Regions from separate parts of the Homo sapiens genome. Here region 2 is linked to region 1. A link is an interaction called in ENCODE POLR2A ChIA-PET data of the cell type or tissue named here. Cell type or tissue: OCI-LY7. All regions are shown on one strand. Links, peaks and the distances in the headings refer to the core of each region. The heading gives the core; the rest is flanking DNA.

Region 1 (4,393 bases), core at 192-4,191:
TTTGAAATGGACCAGAAAAAAAAAGATTGTAGTCTGTCTTGCCTAGTTCACCCTTCCAAGTTCTCACAAACTTTCCTTGTCTTTGAGCTATTTTACAACTGTAAACTGTAGAAAACTGATAGTAATGCAGGTGATTTGTGTCCATAGAAATGCAAATTGTGTTTGGTGGTGATGCACTTGGTTACTTCTCCTGGGATATTGACCAGTTTTATATCTATTTGTAAATTTACTTCAGTGTCCCTGATTGCCTACGTATGCATATTTTAAATTCTCTTTTGAACTGGTAGTAATATCTTATTGGTTCTTTTATTAATAAATGAGTTAAAGTAAAGCTCTGATAGCCATTCATTCGTGTTTGTATAAGCCGTGATTTTAACACTTTTTAAAAATTATGTTTAACATAGATTACTTTTTAACAATAGAAATGTTAAAATCATTTAAAAAATGTTCCCCCAAATTTTGAAGAATTTATTTTTCTGAAATAAATTGCTTACATTTTAGAAACCACTTTTCGAATTTTAGAACTATAGGTCAATGTACCAGTAAATTACCTGTGAGATTTTCTTTTTTTTTTTTTTTTTTTTGAGATGGAGTTTCGCTCATTGCCCAAGCTGGAGTGCAATGATGCAATCTTGGCTCCACCTCCCGGGTTCAAGTGATTCTCCTGCTTCAGCTTCCTAAGTAGCTGGGATTACAGGCGTGCAGCACCTCGCCTGGCTAATTTTTTGTATTTTTAGTAGAAACGGGGGTTTCACCATGTTAGCCAAGCTCGTCTCGAACTCCTGACCTCAGACGATCCACCTGCTTCGGCCTCCCAAAGTGCTGGTATTACAGGCATAAACCACCCCACCCAGACAACTAGTGAGACTTTCTTATATTGAATAGTTTGTAGTGAGATTAAGGTTTCCATAGCCCACAGATCATGAATGCTATATTCAAACCATTTTCTAAATGGTTGTGGCCAGGTGCAGTGGCTCACACCTGTAATCCCAGCACTTTGGGAGGCCAAGGCGGGTGGTTCACTTGAGATCAAGAGTTCAAGACCAGCCTGGCCAAAATGGTGAAATCCATCTCTAATAAAAACACAAAAATTTAGCTGGGAGTGGTGGCACACACCTGTAATCCCAGCTACTCAGGGAGGCTGAGGCAGGAGAATCACTTGAAGCCAGGAGGTGGAGATTGCAGTGAGCCGAGATTGCACCACTGCACTGCAGCCTGGGCAACAGAGTGAGTGAGACTCCATCTCAAAAAAATTAAAAATAAAAAGTTTTTAAAGTGGTTGTGAGTCTTTCGTAGCTGAATGCCAAAAACTATTTGCTCCTCACCAACCACTTAACTCTTCATTGAACGAAGAAGATGGGTTTTGAAGCAACTTCATACATCCATTCTGACAAAGAAGTGTTGTGTAAGTGTGGCTGCAGTGATGGATAGGGGTTGGTGATCTAATGAACATTTTATATTAGAACAAAAGCAAATATCTCCTCCCCTGGGTATGAAGAACTGGCCACAGAAGATGGGAGTTGAAAAATTTGTAGAAGAAGCCAAAAGCCTATTAGGAAAAAAAAGACAGACCCAGACATTCAAAATTGAGAATCTGTCAAGACTAATAGTGTCCCTGTCCCAAGATTCCCAAGAGGAATTGAGCAGGAAGTCACTGAGAGTTTATTTGCTGGCTTGGACTCAATACAAGGCCTGAAGTCTTGTTGAGAAGGGCTGCTCCCAGCATAGCTTGTGCTGGTAACTCCTAAACATAGCCACCCAAGCACTGTGTCCTGTGGCAGGGAAAGCTTGGCTAAGCCTATCTGTATGAACTGTGGGAACTGTACCCTGGGAGGCCACACATAGACCACAATCTCAGCTTGTGCAGAAATGGAGAAAACAAGGGCATCAATACAATGGATGTGTGTTCACCGGGCTGTGCAGGACAGATCTTCAACAGTGCTGCCATGTGGTTGTAAGGAACAACTGTTAATAGTGGCTATTGAGCACCTTCCCAGTTCCTTCATGGCTGAGATTTAGAAGCGGAATTGACTGAACCTGCATTATGTTTTAACTGGACCTCATAAGAGATAATTTAAAAACCAGAATTGGAAAAAAAGCAGTTGACAACTCTTTATAGCTTTTCAGCTCTTTCAACTTCAGCTCCTGCCCTTTCTGAAGGACAGAGGAGAAAGGGGGCAGGAATTGCCATCTATTGCTGGTAAAGCAGGTAAGATTTGAGCCAGGGGCCCAGGCCCATCTGATCAGAAGCCCCTGGTCTCAGATTTTAAGACTCAGGTATTCTGGCCATAAGACCAGGACTCAGTGACGTTCTGCCAAGGGCCATAAAACTTGGGACAAAAATGCAAGTTATGGAAAACTTCAGTTGCAGATATCTTTGCTTCTAATGCCAATAGAGCTTCTTGGGACAACTGAAAGATAAGGCTACATATAAAGGCTTTTTGAGTTCCATAAAGAAAGACACTAAATAAGTCCATGCCAAGCCAGCCCTTCAGATAGGTGAGCGGAGAACCAAGTCAGAGCCCCCAGAATAGACACTGGATGCCTACCACTGCAGTTTTCACTTCCACATGACCCAGAGTTGCACTTCCAGGTAGGCCTGGTGGTTACTGAAAGTGATCCAAGGTGGTGAGGCTGTTAGTCCAGGTTCTCCATTAACTTTGGCCCCACCTGCAACCATCGTTAGGTTAGGAGAGGAACTTCAAGTACAGACTTCACCCAGAATGAAACTAGCTCAAAGCAAGAAATTCTTAGTAACACCATCACCTCCTATTTCATATAGACTCAGGGTCCAGTCTCTGGGTCAAAGTCCCTTTTGTTTCCTTATGTGCCTTCCCAGTGGTCCCCTGTCCTTAGTCTCTGTAAAATGGAAACAATTCGATGGAACTCAGTAGCTCACTCAAAGTGTGCATGTTTTCTTTAATATCAAAAAGATCTAGACTTCTGGAGGGTTATAGAACTAAAGCCAGAGAATCTTACAGTGATCGAAACTGGTCTAATGCCATTAGCTAAAAATCTTTCAGGGTTTTCTCTCTAGAGAAAACAGAAACCAGGCAATTTTCAGCAATTTTATCTGTCCTAAATCTATCCAAACAAATATGCTGGGGAGAAGAAGATATAAGCACTTAATCATGAGAAACATCCTTGACAAAGAAAGATCAGAATAGGAGCTGAGCAGGAAAAGAGAGCACAAGGTGAGGGGCAGGGGAATAAAATAGGATGACAGGAAGAATGAATTACTTCCCTCTTGGTCAGTCATTAAACTTCACCCAGGCTAGTGGTGAAGGAAAGTCACTCCCACACCATAAATAGGAACGGAGCCGTCCTTTTTCACCTTCAAATTTCAGCCAAGGGTCCATATCACGAACCTTCCTTCAATGTTTACAGGAAAAAGGAGGTGTTACAAAATATATTCTCCTGAATAAATCTTAGATAGCTTCAGCTGTAAGATTGTTAAAATTAAAAGAAACAAGTGGTTGAGCAATTGGAGATTATCAATGCTAACTGGCAAAGGAGAGGATGGCTGGGTATGAGTCACTTTGAAAATACTGGGTCTAGTTTCCTGAATGCAGTATTATTCATTAATTATTCCTTCCTGCCTGCCTTGTTTCCTTCCTTCCTTTCTTCCTTCCTTCCTTCCTTCCTTCCTTCTTTCCTTTCTTTATTGTGCTTTAAGTAGTTCACAGCTTCATGGGAGAGAGGTACCTAGTACACAAATAGCTGCATTAAAATGGGAACAGTGGTAACAGTCACAGAACGGGCCTGTTAAGATACCTCCACTGCTTGGCAAGTTCAAAAAGGGCAGAAACTGAGGTTGAAGTAGCTGAGAAGTTATCATTATCATTTAACTCCAATTTTACCTAATTTGATTTTTTTAATTCTCTCTCCTGAAGCCCAGGTAGGATACAAAACCAAGTCTGGTGGCACGTATGAGGAGGAGCTCAGGACACGAGCAGGACCTGGGTAGCAGGGTTAGCTTGTCCTTGGTGGGGAGAACAGGTACTGACTTGCTCATGGGCATGACAACCAGTGAAACAGCAGTCGCTGTCATTTATTTAACGTGGACTATGTCCTCCGCATTTACTTACCTGCCAAAGGGGATGACCTTGCCAATTCGCCTTTTATAGGTGAGAAGACAGAAGCTAAGAGGTTCAGTAGCAGCCCAAGAATACATACCTTTGGATGGGGTGGGATGGGGTGAGATGGGGTGGGATGGGATGGGATGGGATGGGGTGGGATAGGGTGGGAAGGGCTGGTATGGGGCAGGATGGGATGGGATGGGATGCCCTGGGGTAGGATGGGATGGGAAATCTGGGATAGGGAGGGATGGGGTGATGGGATGGGGTAGGGTGGGATGGGGTAGGATGGGATGGGATGGGGTGGGGTGGGATGG
Region 2 (4,393 bases), core at 73-4,072, 84 kb after region 1:
ACAAGTTATTTCTAATTTCTTGGGGACAGGAAGAATGTGCATTTGGCCGGCAAAGGAACTGAGGCTCAAGAGTTCACAGGACTCAACTATCCCAGGCTACCCAGATGATGGCTGCCAAACTGGATTACAACCCAGGTTTTAATCTAAACTAAATCCAACTAAAAAGGAGTAAATGTCTGAAAATGCCAGTCAAAGCACGAAAGGTTAAGTGGCTAAATTTGGCACCTAACCACATCAACCTCTGTGGCTAAGAAGCTGGAAAGTGGAGACCCTGACTTCTACTCCTTTATAACTTCCCACAGTACCTGGTCCAAAATGTGCTCAGGCAGGCTATTCATACGTGTTGACAGCTAAGTAACCCCCTTCCCCAGATGGTCCCAAACATCCACAGAGGCCTAAGGCTAAACCACATATTTTTTTCCCTTTTCCCTTCAAGTCACCTTTCAACCCACACCAGGACTCCTTCAGGGAACAGCTGGGGGTCCCTGAGTCTCTTGCTGGAGGGTCTGCACCATCCTCTCCCTGTCCCAAAGTTCTCTGAGTCTCTGGACCTTTCTGTCCCCCTGTCTTCCCCACTTGGACTCTACTTCATCTTAGAGATGCTCCCATCGGGTTTGGGTTGGTGACGGTTATCCTTAGAGGCACAGGTGGGTCCTACCTCCATCCTGGACCAGGGCACCCTTCCTTCACGGTGGCCATCCCCTCATTGCTAGCAAAGCCTCTGTGGCTCCCTGTCCCACTGAAGATTCCCACCCTGCCAGGACTTTGGAGCAGAAGGAAAATTCCATCTGGCCTCACATTTCACAGGTACTTCTTGAGTGCCTGGGATTTAACCTCTCAGCTCCTCAGTTTCTCCATCTGTAAAAGTAAAGGAGGTCAGGTTGGATGATCTCTAAGCTCCCTTCCATCTCTGTTCATTGGTGATTCTCAGTGCATGAACATTTTTAAGGATCACTGGAAGGGAGTATAACATAAATAATCAATTTAGTGAAAACACATACATTCCAATGAAATGCAAATTTCTTTAAGATGACTATAGCAGTAGTGTAAAGTGAGTCTGGGTGATAGCATGGAAGTCATCCCTATACCACCTGCAAAGGGACTGCCCTCAGGGAAAAATAACTGAGTAGTAAAGGAAAAGGAAGTGATGCTATTTTATCATGTCGACTTCCAGGTATATTGTTTTAAGCTATTTGATGTTTTGGCTTTTATGGTAGGAAAAAACATCTACCTGTAGAATGTTCAAATGAGTTGTCCATTTTCACGTGCACATTACAAACCAGAAGAACATTTATCATATAAGGTAATGGAAGCCTGTTTATGTAAGCTTGTTATGTTCAAGGCAACAAATTCAGAGTGTGTAGGCTGTACGTACAATGCAGTTTTTAAATCTGCTTACATTAAAAATTCTTTCTTTTCTGACATCTTCTGGTTCCTTTTTTCCTTATCACAAGGTTTCCTGAGCTGGGCTCCATAGACATTAAGAGACTTCTGGATGCACCTCAGAGGTGCCCTCAGCCCCCTAAAGTTGTGGGGCATATGCACTCTTTCATAGTGGCTTTCATCTGATTTTCAAAGGGACCCTTGCCCCGCAAAGTGGCCTCTGATTATGCTTCTCGTTCATAGGCAGGGGAGAAAAATTTCCCAACAAGACCTGTATATGGATAAGCCACCTAGCAGAAAGAATCTCAATTCTGGATCAGAGAGACCTGGGTTCACGTCAATTTGCCAGCTGAACTCTACTTTTGGACAAGTTAATTAAATACTGTGATTCTGAGCTGCCTCCTTTCTGTAAAATGTGGGTGATAGCATTTGTCTAGTTTACGAGTTACTGTGAGGATGAAATTATTTGCTCTCTGTAAGCCCCAGCACACCATTTGTGCTCAATGGCTGGTAGACCCCTCAACACTAAGGAAAACCAGAGCTGCCTCCCCAGGGTAGCTCCCAGCTCACCAGCACATCCTGCAGAGCTGTAAGACTAAAATGCAAGCACAACTCAGTCAACTAAACCTCACTGAAATCAATGTTTCTTTGCCTTCACAAGTTCGATTTCTCCTCAAGATGGTTTCTATGCAGTCCCCGTGAGAGTTGACTGAGAATCACCATACACCAGATGTCTAATCCCCAGGTTCCAACACCTCCCTCATGCAGCCACTATAAGAGGAAAAATGGCTTCCACACCCACCCAAAATCTTCGCTGCAATGCTGTTTTGTCCTTCCACCTTGGCCAATAAAGCCACTTCCTTGTGCTTGAGGCACCTCAGTATCCCACTTCTACTTCTTTCTTGACTTTCATTTCTTATACCTTGTCTTGAGCCACATCCTCTGTGCTAGAAACAGCTCCCACTTCCTGCTGGCCCAGCACCTCTGAGCACTTCCTCTCCATGGCTATACTCTTTCAGGAGTTTCTACACCCATATCACTGGGGGCTGTTTCTAAACCCTCCTCCGGTTGGGAAAGTGGAAAGTTGGTAAGTTCCCTGTAAAATATGCTGTGTGCTAGAGACCAGGAGGCCTGTCCAGTTCCCTATGTCCAATATGGGACAGCTCAGAACCTCTCATTCCCACCTCTAAGCAAAAGCAAGAGTTTTCATGTGAGTTTCTGAAACTTGGCACTTAATGCTGTTGTTCTCATGGTGTTGAGATAAGGAATACGGGTCAGTGTATGAACTCCAGCTTCCCCACTAACCGGCCTGCGATCTTGAGCCCTTAACCTCTGTGAGCCTCAATCTATTAAGTAGATAAGACGCAGTCTGTATTCAGATGACAATTACAAGGTTGGTATTAGATTCTATGGTCAGGCAAGACAAGGCCTGCAGGAGGGAGGAAAAGGGGGATTCTTCCTGGCTGAGGTAAGGAGGAAGGGAACATCAGAGCTGAGCCCTTCCAATTCCCATAAGCCCTATAAAGTTAGATTTATGTAATAAGTTTATTATAGAAGAATAATAGTAACCATTTATGGAATACCTACTTGGCAACAAGTGCTAAATATGCCTTGTTCCTTACCCTGGCAACATGGACCTTCGTGTTCCCATTTTGCAGATGTGGAGTATGAGGCTGAGAGGTACATGACTTCCCTCCAAAGCCTGGTGGAACCAAGTCTGTCTGGAGGCCCTACCACTGCCACACACCTTCCTGGTGTTATTTGTAGCTCTAGAAGAAGAGAAGGACTCTAAGGTCAAAGGTGTTAGAGGTATTGTAATGAGATGATGAACCAGGAGGCCTCTGGCATTCCCTCTCCCTCTCCTAAGATGGTCCTTCTTTACAGACATGGGCAGAACTAAAGCCTTGGAAAGAGCCTAAGCAGACAAGCAGCCAGGGAAAAGGGCACCCAGGTCCTGGCTGGCACCAGCCTGGCTATGGAGTCCTCCCCACAGGAAAAAGATGCCGATGTCAAGAAACTCAAGCTTAAGTCAGTAACAGCACCCTGATGGCCTTGGTCACTTCCTCAGGGCACCTGGACACACCCCAAGGCCTTACAGAATTTCAAATTTGGTTCAATGGCAGTGTCTGATTTTCTAGACTTACAAATCTGTAGATTATCCAGAAGAGCAACCAAAGTGCAATTATTTTTATGGTGGTCTCTGCTGTAAGACATTTTGCAAATTCAGAGTCCTATGCTTCAGAATGAAAGCTCTTCCCAAACTCCAGGGTCAATGGATTAAAGGAATGGATCTGGCTCTTGGCAGTGCCTGGGATGGCCAACATGCAAGCTCCCTAACCCCTTACCTCCTCCCTAACCCCTCACCTGTGTTACAGGTGAGACAGCCCTGTCGGTTCTCCTAGGGAAGGGGAGATGCATCAAACTGATGACAGCTACAGAGTGCTGAGACACGGAGTGGACATGGACACCAAGATGGCCGTAGGAGCTGCTGATGAAGCAGTGCCCGAAGTGACTGCTATTAGGAATAGCACAGAACGAGTTTCTTCATCACCTCCTTCGAGAGGGTGCCGTGATGGAACAGACGTAATTTTCACCCTCAGCTGGGGTGGACACCCTGCTATACAGTGATTAGCTCTGTGATCTTGAAGAGGTCATTTCAATTCTTGGCCCTTTGTTTCCTCATCTGTAAAATAGGGTTGACAACGTCCACCTTACAAAGGTTTCATAAGAATTAAAGGAGAGGGCTGGGCACAGTTGCTGACACCTGTAATCCCAGCACTTTGGGAGGCCAAATAGGGCAGATCACTTGAGGTCAGGAGTTCTAGACCAGCCTGGCCAACTTGGTGAAACCCAGTCTTTACTGAAAATATAGAAATTAGCTGGCCGTAGTGGTGCATGCCTGTAATCCCAGCTACTCGGGAGGCTGAGGTAAGAGAATCGCTTGAACCTGGGAGGCGGAGGGTGCAGTGAGCCAAGATTGTGCCACTGCACTCCAGCCTGGGTGACAGAG

Evidence for each region. Peaks named below come from ENCODE experiments on the same cell type or tissue, not always from the same donor. Only the 100,000 strongest peaks of a DNase experiment are listed, where the experiment ranks them.
Region 2: POLR2A ChIA-PET joins it to region 1 with 5 read pairs; 2 of 35 experiments call an interaction of 5 or more read pairs at or near these places.

Annotation. Positions count from the first base shown.
Region 1 is chr2:8,386,316-8,390,708 of GRCh38, forward strand. No RefSeq gene overlaps it. Among named protein-coding and RNA genes, the nearest start is that of LINC00299, 60 kb to the left of the region's middle. In OCI-LY7, for the core only: no CTCF peak of the experiment used is centred there; no DNase peak of the experiment used is centred there.
Region 2 is chr2:8,470,483-8,474,875 of GRCh38, forward strand. No RefSeq gene overlaps it. Among named protein-coding and RNA genes, the nearest start is that of LINC01814, 110 kb to the right of the region's middle. In OCI-LY7, for the core only: no CTCF peak of the experiment used is centred there; a DNase peak (open chromatin) is centred at 2,299; H3K4me3 peaks cover 1,074 bases; H3K27ac peaks cover 2,957 bases.